Regions from separate parts of the Homo sapiens genome. Here region 1 is linked to region 2. A link is a contact called in ENCODE POLR2A ChIA-PET data. All regions are on one chromosome and are shown on one strand. Each heading gives the region's core, a stretch centred on a gene start or an enhancer-like site at or near the end of the contact. The rest is flanking DNA. Distances are from core to core; before and after follow the strand shown.

Evidence for each region. ChIA-PET counts read pairs that join two places held with the same protein, here RNA polymerase II (POLR2A).
Region 1: POLR2A ChIA-PET joins it to region 2 with 16 read pairs in BJ. The contact joins two enhancer-like sites. POLR2A ChIA-PET finds 5 or more read pairs at or near these places in 3 of 52 experiments (BJ, CD4-positive, alpha-beta T cell and activated T-cell).

The regions. Positions count from the first base shown.
Region 1 is chr2:233,227,914-233,233,058 of GRCh38, forward strand. No RefSeq gene overlaps it. Among named protein-coding and RNA genes, the nearest start is that of ATG16L1, 21 kb to the right of the region's middle. Within about 2 kb of position 3,363, at least 3 of the 41 ENCODE cell types and tissues checked have a DNase peak (open chromatin) inside an H3K27ac peak, as active enhancers do.
Region 2 is chr2:232,644,487-232,650,128 of GRCh38, forward strand. The region is part of intron 1 of EFHD1 (EF-hand domain family member D1); the gene reads left to right. It also overlaps the pseudogene RN7SL359P. Among named protein-coding and RNA genes, the nearest start is that of EFHD1, 14 kb to the left of the region's middle. Within about 2 kb of position 2,452, at least 5 of the 41 ENCODE cell types and tissues checked have a DNase peak (open chromatin) inside an H3K27ac peak, as active enhancers do.

The DNA of each region.
Region 1 (5,145 bases), core at 2,113-4,612, 580 kb after region 2:
CTTGTTAAAATGCAAACTCCTGGGCCCTGCCAGGATGATTGATTCTGTTGGTCTGGGTGATGCCTAGGAATCTGAATTTCAGCAAGCACTCCAGGTCCTTCTCATGCTGGTGTTTGGGCCATCACATTTGGAGAAACACCACTGAAAACATTAGACACATGGATTCATACTCAAAGGAGGCAAAGTGCTGTAACAGATGAAGTGGGGGAATGATTAAGAGCCAGAGCTGGGTTCCAATCCCAATTTTGCCGTGAATTCATTGAGGCAGCTTACCTTCTCTGATAATCATTTGCAAGAAGGCTAATACATAGACATCGGAGTCATTAGGAAAACTGGAGGTAGCAAATGAAAAATAAAAATTGGGTGAAAACATAGTGGCTTTCACTATTTGTACCCAGAGGGTTCTCGGGTGAGCCTTTCTCAAGGTAACTGGGCTCTGAGAATCCTACCTTGGAAGACCCATGAGGATGGCACCTGTAAGATCAGCTGGTCTGGTACCATCTTAGCACTGTTTCCTTGCAGTCACTGAGTGCCATCCTGAGACACTGTATTTCATAGATTTCATGTTTTTCAGGCTCACTCTTTCCTTGTTTCTACTTGTGAAATTATTATTCATCCTGCAGCATATGGACAACAGGTTTTTTACCCATTCTCTCTTGCCGTTGGCAGGATACCATTCAACAATATGGTGTTAACAAAAAATATTAAAACTAGCTGTCTTAAATTTTTGGTTCTGGTTCATAATGTTGCATAATGAAAAGGAAAATCTTTCCCACAGTCCCAGTGGTGCGGAAACACTTAGAAATGACTGTAAATATAGACTCTCAAATGACAAGAGGTTGTTTTATGTCATTCTGCGATTTCTTTTTCACAGCATGTTCTATGTGCTGGAATAAAAATTTTTAATGAAGTCAGAATGCTAAATTTAATGGAACCTTTGCTCTTTGTTCATTGCAAAATACATCATGTTTCCATTGAATTTGCTGTGCATCTTGGCATCAGGTCCCACACAGCAAAACAAAACTCAGACCTCATAATTCAATAGTTTTGATTATGCCCAGATTCTAAAGACCACTGCATGTCTTTCCTAATTTGTTACTCACTTGATTTTCAGTGAATAAATGTAAAAAGAGTCTCCAATTGTTCCTCTTAAATCACCCTAATTGAACATAAGAGTGATAATGTATGACTGGAGGAATATTTTACATAATGTAAGTACTAATCCTAGGTGGCATATAATTAGCTTGCAATTTTTTTTTTTTTTTTTTTTTTTTTTGGTCAATAAGTAGCATAAAAATACTGATTGAGGCTGTGACTCACACCTGTAATCCCAGCACTTTGGGAGGCTGAGGTGGGCGGATCACTTGAGGTCAGGAGTTTGAGACCAGCCTGGCCAACATGGTGAAACCCCATCTCTACTAAAAATACAAAAATTAGCCAGGCATGGTTGAGCATGCCTGTAGTCCCAGCTACTCGGGAGGCTGAGGAAGGAGAATCGCTTGAACCCAGGAGACAGAGGTTGCAGTGAGACGCGATGGCACCACTGCACTCCAGCCTGGGTGCCAGAGCGAGACTCTGTCCCAGAAAAAAAAAAAAAACTGATTGTTACGGAGAATAAATTTTAGCTGCAAGGTGTTCCAAGCAGGCTATTCAAAACATGTACTTATAACTTAGGGGTATAAAATTTATAGTAACCTGTTAGTGACTGCAAAATCTAATCTAGTTACCAGACCTTTGCTTCTCAAACTTAGGTGTACATAAGAAATATGTGAGGTGCCTGTTTTAAAAATGCAGGTCCTTGGCCAGGTGCAGTGGTTCACGCCTGTAATTTGGAAGGCTGAGGTGGGAGGATTGCTTGAGCTCAGGAGTTCAAGGCCAGCCTGGGCAACATAGTGGGACCCTGTCTCTATAAATAAAATTTTAAAAAGTGCCTGGCTTGGGACCATTCATAAAGAATCTGATACAGTGGCTGGGGGACACAGGAGCCAGGGGAGTTCGCAAAACCTAGGAACATACATTTTGAACACTACCCCCCCTGCCCCAGGTCATGCTGATGTAGCTAATTGAGCACTGGCTAGCCCATTCTCCCTACAGAGGCTCTTTCTTCCTTATTTGTACCCATCCATTCTCTTACCTGTGAGCAGACACAGGTGTGCACCCAAGATTATGAAATTTTGTTGAGCTCTTGGACTTCTCTTGGGCTAAGGCCACATGACAATCTACTCAGGAATAAGGTAAACCCACTCCAATCCAGCAAGTTACCTATCTCAGGAATTGCTAGTACTGGTTGAAGAGATGGATGCCTCTGGGCTAAGATAAAATGCACTATCTCATGGGTTCTCTACTTGATCCTCACTGCTCTATAGGGTGGGGCCTATGTGTATTTTATAGAGGAAGAAACTGAGGTTCAGGGAGGTCAGGGCACTGGCAAAGGTCATATAAGAAAGGTAAAGGCCAGGCCTGGTGGCTCAAGCCTGTCATCCCAGCACTTTGGGAGGCTGAAGCAGGTGGATCACCTGAGGTCACGAGTTCGAAACCAGCCTGGCCAACATGGTGAAACCCTGTCTCCACCAAAAATACAAAAATTAGCCAGGAGTGGTGGTGTGCGCCTGTAGTCTCAGCTAGTTGGGAGGCTAAGGCAGGAGAATCGCTTGAACCTGGGAGGCGGAGGTCGCAGTGAGCTGAGATTGTGCAACTGCTAGGAGACAGAGAGAGACTCTGTCTCAAAAAAAAAAAAAAAAAAGAAGAAGAAGAAAGAAAGAAAGAAAGAAGAAAGAAAGGTAGGGAACCAAGTCCCCAAAATTGTGTCTCCAGTCTCTAAGCTTGTTCTTTTCAACTCCTTGTCAAGAGTTTGGTTATATTGCCAGAATATGCAGAGATGGGTTAAGCATTTTACATTAAAAAAAACGACAACACATTACCTCTTGGTATTAATTTTCTATACAAGAGGAGATGATCTCAGTGTTCGCAGAACAGCAACTACACAGGCAATGATTAAAATTCTGAGAACACTCTCCCTCAGTCTGTCTTCAGACAATGCTTCCATCTTATGGTTAGGTATGAAAGTAGAAAAGTAATCTGGGGCCTGGTTCTCACACCCTCTGTCGCTGGCCTCCCTGGAGCTGGGTGGTGGCATTGCAAGGACTATTTACCAACAGGATTAGAAAAGTGATCTTCGCAAACCTCACTCTAGAATTTTCGAAACTGCTTTTTGTGCTTTTGGTAATGTATGAGTCTATTCAGCCTGCCACAACAAAAAGCCACAGAGTGGGTGGCTTAAACAACAGAAATTTATTTCTCACGTTTCTGGAGGCTGAAGTCCAAGATCAAGGTACCAGCAAGTTCAGTTTCTGATAAGGCCTCCCTTCCAGGCTGATGAACGCCTGTCATCTCACTGTGTCCTCACACGGCAGAGATAGCAGGAAAGAAATTTCTGCTTTCTCTTTCCCTTTCTTCCTCTTCTTTTTTTTTTTTTTTTTTTTTTTTTTTTTTTTTGAGATGGAGTCTTGTTCCCATCACCCGAGCTGGAGTGCAATGGCACGATCTCGGCTCACTACAACCTCTGCCTCCTGGGTTCAAGCGATTCTCCTTCCTCAGCCTCCCGAGTAGCTGGGATTACAGACGTGTGCCACCACACCCGGCTAATTTTTGTATTTTTAGTAGCGATGGGGTTTTGCCATGTTGGCCAGGCTGGTCTCGAACTCCTGACCTCAGGTAATCCGCACACCTCGGCCTCCCAAAGTGCTAGGATTACAGGCGTGAGCCACCGAGCCCAGGCACCTTTCTTCCTCTTCTTATAAAGCCACCCACCCTTATGGCTTCATTTAACCTTAATTACCTCCTAGAAGCCCGATCTCCAAATACCATCATAATGGGAGCTGGGGCTACAAAATATTAATTTGGTGGGGACCCAAAATTCAATCCATAGCAGATGGGTCCACTTATTTTCCAGGAAAGCAGCTTTGGACAGAGGCAAATAGGCAGCTTTTCTTAACTAAAGACAGAAAGTTCTATCTGAGAAGATGCCCTTCCAACCCTTTTCTCTTTTGGGGAGAAATGGATGCTTTATCAGGAAGTTAACATGTGTGATTACCAATCATAGGTGGGGGCCCAGGAGATTCCACGCTGCTGAACCTGGTTCCACAGCGCTCAGGCAGAGCTGTACACACGGTTGTATGTATGTGCACACTGCCCGGGGAGACACGCTGTAGCCACGATGGCTCCCCTGCTGTTTTGGGGACATGTCAGGCGAGCTCTGGCCTTAGGACTGACTTAGACTTGGTTCCCTGGAAGCAGAGCCTGAGCCTGGGGTTTTTGTGCAAAGATTCTTTTGGGAGAAGTCTAGTCTCAGCCTGATCCCAGGGGGAGCTCTGGAACATACATTACTTCCAGAGATGGTCCCTCTCAGGGGAAAGGGGATTGGACACTTGTCCCTGCCCCCATCAGTCAGGCATTGGTCCCCTCCCAGGCATGTCCAGGACAGGAAGCAGGTCAGGTCAGCCAAGGGCTATCCTCTGGAGAGGGGGACAGGTGTGAAGCTTTAGCGGACAACACCCCCGACCCCAACAACAGAGGGAGGGTGCCAGCGCTGCTACAGAGGAGCTCAGCGGGGCCCAGTTGCACCTACTATGGAGGAGCTGTTGCTCTAGCTGATCCCTCTGCCTGGGATGTTCTCCCCCAGATGACCTCATGGCCAACTCCCTCACCTCCTCAGAGCTTTGCTAAAATCTCACCTTCTTCCTTTTTTTTTTAGACAGAGTCTCACTCTGTAACTCAGGTTGGTTGGGGTGCAGTGGCATGATCTCAACTCACTGCAACCTCCACCTCCCGGGTTCAAGTGATCCTCATGCCTCAGTCTCCCGAGTAGCTGGGACTACAGGCACGTGCCACCATGCTCGGCTAAGTTTTGTATTTTTAGCAGAGACGGGGTTTCACCATGTTGGCCAGGCTGGTCTCAAACTCCTGACCTCAAGTGATCTGCCCGCCTCAACCTCCCAAAGTGCTGGGATCACAGGCGTGAGCCACCGCGCCTGGCCTTAAAATCGCACCTTCTCAATGGGCCCATCTTGGCCACCTTGTTGATGCAGAAACTGCACCCCCACCCACTCCCCATTACCGTCACCCGGCTCTGCTTCTTTTTTCCAT
Region 2 (5,642 bases), core at 1,202-3,701:
GGCTGGTTTTCTTTTCTTTTTTTTCAATTTTTTTTTTTATTTTTGAGACAGAGTCTCACTCTGTCGCCCAGGCTGGAGTGCAGTGGTGCGATCTCGGCTCACTGCAACCTCCGCCTCCCGGGTTCAAGCAATTCTGTCTCAGCCTCCCGAGTAGCTGGGATTACAGGCACCTGCCACCATGCCCGGCTAATTTTTTGTATTTTTAGTAGAGATGGGGTTTCACCATCTTGGCCAGGCTGTCGTGATCCACCTGTCTTGGCCTCCCAAAGTGCTGGGATTACAGGCGAGAGCCACTGCACCTGGCCTAATTTTTTTTTTTTTTTTTTTTAATTTTTAGTGGAGACGGGGTTTCTCCATGTTGGTCAGGCTGGTCTCAATCTCCGGACCTCAGGTGATCCGCCCACCTCGACCTCCCAAAGTGCTGGGATTACAGGCGTGAGCCACCATGCCTGGCAATTTTTTTTTTTTTTTTTTTTTGAGAGATAGGTCTTACTATGTTGCCCTGGATGGTCTTGAACTCCTGGGTTCAAGTGATCCTCCTGCCTCAGCCTCCTAAAATGCTGGCATTAGAGGTGTGAGCCACCATGCTGGCCTCCTGTTATTTTATTTTTTAATCTTAGCCTAGCACACCTTACTCCCAGTCATGTTGCTGAATGAAGGGAAATTCTTTGGTTTTGGAGCTCAGACCTGGGTTGGCAGTGACAGTGGCAGCATCCTTCCAGGCCAGGCAGAGCCCTGGAGCGGGCCACATCCAAGGCAGACACGCCTCAGCCCCCTGCCACGGGTCAGGTTTGCAGGAAGTAGGAGGATGGCCCCCTGCCTCGTGCCCACGGCTGGCCACTCTGCCCCTTCTGGGTGGTGAAACAGCAGAGACCCCCACCCCACAGGGCCGTAGCTGATCCCAGCTCTAGGGTTTGACATCTCCACCCCCAGGTTTCCCCAGCACCCCTCACTGAGCACCCACTGTGCCTTGGGACAGCCCTGATCAAAAAAATCTGGCTGCTGACAGCCCTCACTCTTTGCCCACGAGGACCTAGTGAACTCTGTTGCAGCCTTGGAGAAATGCTGGCCTCCGATGCTGTCCTGTTTGGCTTTGGTGGTGACAAGGTCTCTGCCTCCTCTCTAAATGCGTCGTGCCTCTCCACCCTATAATGGCTGACTTCATGGATCATTGGGTATCCCTAATGCCACCTAACAGCCCCACTGACTGTGTGCAGGGCTGTGCTTAGCGATTTCCACATGGGAACTCATGCTTCACGACACTCCAAAGGAGGTACGATATCAGACCCCATTTCACAGATGAGGAAACTGAGGCACAGAGAAGCCAGGGAACTCGCCTAAAGTCACACACCTTGTAAGCGGTAGAGCTGGGATTTGAACCCAAGTGGCCTGCACTCTTGTCCAGTGTCACATGCCCGTCTCACTAATGTTCTTCCCACCTCCCAGCTTTCCAGCCTCCAAATCTCAGCCATCCTCGACACCATCCCCTGCATAGCCAGGCAGGGCCTTGGCTGGCACAGTCTCTGCAGGCAGCCTGACCTCCAGGCCCTATTGGACCACCTGCCCTGAGCCTGTAGTAGCTGCCTCAGACCTGGCCTCCCCCATCCGTCCAACATGTTTTAGCCGGGCTCACCAGAGCCCAAGATGTCATTACCTTGCTTCCCTCTTCACAAGTTATTTTGGGTTGGGGTGGGGCAATATACAACATTCGGTAGCTCCCTATTGCCCAAGGAAAAAAGTCTAGACTCCTCATGTGGACCCTTAAGGCCCACTCCAGTTGGCTGTCACAGTCTTCTCTCTCTCTGGTTCCCCCCACCCAGGCCTTGCTCTCACTGAGCTGAATGGCCCCCACAGCCTCTCTCCTGTAACCCTGCAATTCCCAGTTGATTACACTTAGGTCTGTCCGTTGTCTGTTATTGCTGATTCTCTCTTTTCTCTTCTCTTCTCTTCTTTTTTTTTTTTTTTTTTTTTTTTTTGAGACAGTGTTTCACTCTGTCACCCAGGCTGGAGTACAGTGGCATGATCTCCGCTCACTGCAGCCTCCGCCTCCTGGGTTCAAGCTATTCTCCTGCCTCAGCCTCCTGAGTAGCTGAGATTACAGGCATGCGCCACCATGCCCAGCTAATTTTTGTATTTTTAGTAGAGATGGGGTTTCACCATGTTGGCCAGGCTGGTCTTGAACTCTTGACCTCAGGTGATCCCCACCCACCTCGGTCCCAGAAAGTGCTGGGATTACAGGCATGAACCACTGTGCCCGGCCGGTTATTGCTGATTCTTATGATGCTCCCCCACCTTCCAGAGTTTCCCTGGGAAAGCAGAGACAGAATGTTCATGGCTGAAAGTGGCTAACCTCTTCCTGCAGTCCCCACGCCCAGCCCAGGGCTTGGCCCAAGGCCATGGCAGAGTGGGCACCTTGACCTCTGTGGAGGCTTCTGAGCTCTGCCAGCTGTAGCTGCACTGAGGCCCTGATGACTGCTGAGAGGAGCTTCACAGCTCCCTGCGGCCATGGGAGGTAATGTGAGCCTTCAGTGGGGTCATGCGGTTCCCTCCAGCAGAGCCACTGACCCACACGGGCACACACCTGTAAGTGAGACCTGGAAAAAGGTAAGTGACCACCTTCTCAGGTTGTGCACAAGACCTCATGACCACTCGGTGTGCAGTCATGGCCTTAATTAGGGCACTTATGTTCCAGCCCAGTGTTCTTTCCACTGAGGGCTGCTGGGTTTAAGGTGGTGTGGGCCTGGAGTGGAGAAAGCAGGAAAAGGTCCTGCTGGCAGCAGTGGGTGGAGAGGAAATGTCGAGAGCTGCATGGGTGGCAGCCCAGGGTGTCCTCATCTCCCACTTGGGGTGATGGCCTGGCGCCCTGTAGTCCGCTTGCGTTGGGCTGGCTGCCCTGGCCTGCTCTGAGACCTGTGCCCCCTGGGCCACTGCACACCCCCTCGTCGGGGCCTCCCTCTGGCCGTTTCCTTCCCTGACCTTGGCACTGCTGGAACTGCACCAGGCACAGCCCAAATGGAGTCTAGTGTGGAAACCCTGTGTTGTTTGGGAACATCTGTTCCCTGATATCCACAGGGCTCCTGGGAATTCCAGAAGAATTAGGTTTCCAGGGGCCCTTCCAACCCAGTTTCCTGGCCCCTCAGGACTCTCCTGTTAGAACTTTTTTTTTTGAGACGGAGTTTTGCTCTTGTCGCCCAGGCTGGAGTGCAATGGCATGATCTCGGCTCACTGAAACCTCTGCCTCCCAGGTTCAAGTGATTCTCCTACCTTAGCCTCCCAAGTAGCTGGGATTACAGGCACCCACCACCACACCCGGCTAATTTTTGTATTTTTAGTAGAAACGGGGTTTCACCAGGTTGGCCAGGCTGGTCTCAAACTCCTGACCTCAGGTGATCCACCCACCTCGGCCTCCCTAAGTGCTGGGATTACAGGCATGAGCCACTGCACCCGGCCTCCTTTCAGAACTTTTATGCAGACCTGGCAAGGTGGCTCACTCCTGTAGTCCCGGCACTTTGGGAGGCCGAGGCAAGAGGATTGCTTGAGTACAGGAGTTCAAGACCAGCCTGAGCAACATGGCGAAACTCTGTCTTTACAAAAAATATGAAAAACTAGTTGGGCATAGGAGGTACGTACCTGTGGTCCCAGCTAGGCAGGAGGCTGAGGCGTGAGGATTGCTTGAACCTGGGAGTTGGAGGCTGCAGTGAGCTAGTATCACACTCACTGCAGTGAGTGAATAAGCCGAGTGTTTGGGGCACAAGGAGAGCTGGGAGTTTATCGGACAAAAGTGGCTATGAGTGGTTTGATTGGATGATGAAAACTTTGGGTCAAAGCTTTTGTATCTCTGAGTCCCCTGGCCCTTTTTCAGAGCCTGCCCACCCTCAGTCTGCATGCAGCTAGAGCATTGGGAGTGACTGTTTCCCAGCCCGCAGCTGGTTGGGCAGGAAGGAGGAGCAGGTGATTTGACAGCTGGGGAGGACCCACCCAACCAGAGAAAACTAGAAACTCAGAGAACCTTGCAGGCAGGGATGTAGGGAGAGGGACTACAGTCCTGTGACCTTAGGGAGTCTCCGAGGCTCATCTAGATAGGCACAGCTGGGGACACCCATAGGGTAACCCCAGGAGGGCCCCTGGGAAGACCACCTGCCGGTGGGTGTAGTCTGTGCTGCCCTTCTCTGCCTTGAACGTGCCCAGGGGCTGTGGTGTGGGGGGCTTGTGAACATGCAGGCTCTGATTCAGCAGGTCTAGGGGTCTCGGTAGAACTTGAGACTGCATTTGTAACACTCCTGGGTGACCGTGATGCTCTGGTCTGGGGACCTCACTTTGTGGGGCCAGCGCCTGGCTGTTGAAAAAGGCAATGCGTGATTTCTATTCCAAGCCTTTCTGTGTGAAGAGAAGAAGGTACTCTTGTGTCCTGGTGTCCCTGAGATGCAGGCAACCCCCTCCCATCACTAAGGCGTGTTCTGGGGCACTGCTACCCTCCTGAGAACACCCTATCTGAGAGATCCCTGGGGAGTTTCCAACAGCTGAACCTCTGGTGGACAAAGGCTGGCCAGCTTCTTTTTCCATGAATGGCAGGATAATTCCTGGGAGGGAAGTTAGAAAACCAAGAAAGCCTGGGGCTCTCTGCACAGTGGAAGCCAAGAGAATAAGTGACTGACTCATGGACCTGAAACCGGGAGGACGCCGGAGACCAGCCATTGTCCCTTGCTGCTGTCCTCTTGCTAGCTGGCCCTGGGTGGGGTTGGGGTCGGAGTCACCTCGGGCCCTTTGGCGGATCTGGGGGCTTTCCCAGGCAGTGGGCACGCACAGCAGCAGATGGTCAAGCGGCCCACACAGTCACGCCTCACTCTACCGCTCAGTGGTGGCCTCAACTAGTAGATGAGTTGAGAAGCCTTTTCCAGGAGACCTGGGGAGGCGGGCCTTATCCTCTGATAGGACTGGGCCCTAACAGTCACTCAGGAATGGCTTTGTGGAGCGGTAGCACAGTGACCATGGCAGGTGGCGGATTTGGGTTTTCCCCAGAAAGCTAAAGATGAGGCTGTCTGGGACAAGTTGGGTGTGGGCAGCTTGTTAGAGTGGAAGCCCTGGGAACTGTCTGCTTCCTCATGACCGCAGACAAGTGCTACTTTAAAAAAATAGCCTCCTCACCGATAGCTTACCTGGGCCTGTGTCCTGTGCAAGGGGATGATTTCCTTTGGGCCCCTCGACCACTCTGCAAGGCACACAAGGCTCATGGCAGTCTCAAGTTACAGATGGGGCCAAGTCTCTCCCAAGAGGGTGGTGGGGCTGGTTTAGAATCTTTCCAACTGCCAGTGGAACCAGAGTCTCCCCCTAACAGAGTCTGGAGACTATAAAGATGAAAGGGACTGAGCGTGGTGATACATGCCTGGAGTTCCAGCCACTTAGGAGGATCTCCTGAGCCCAAGAGTTCTGGGCTTTCTGGGGTCTGTGCCCATCGGGTGCCCACACTGAGCTCAGCATCAATACGGTGACTTCCCAAGAGGGGAGGTGGGGTTAGGGGGGATCACCAGGCTGCCTAAAGAGGGGTGAACTGGCCCGGGTCAGAAGCAGCAGGTCAAAACTCCCGTGCTGGTCAGCAGTGGGATTGCTCCTGTGAATAGCCACTGCACTCCAGCCTGGGCAAC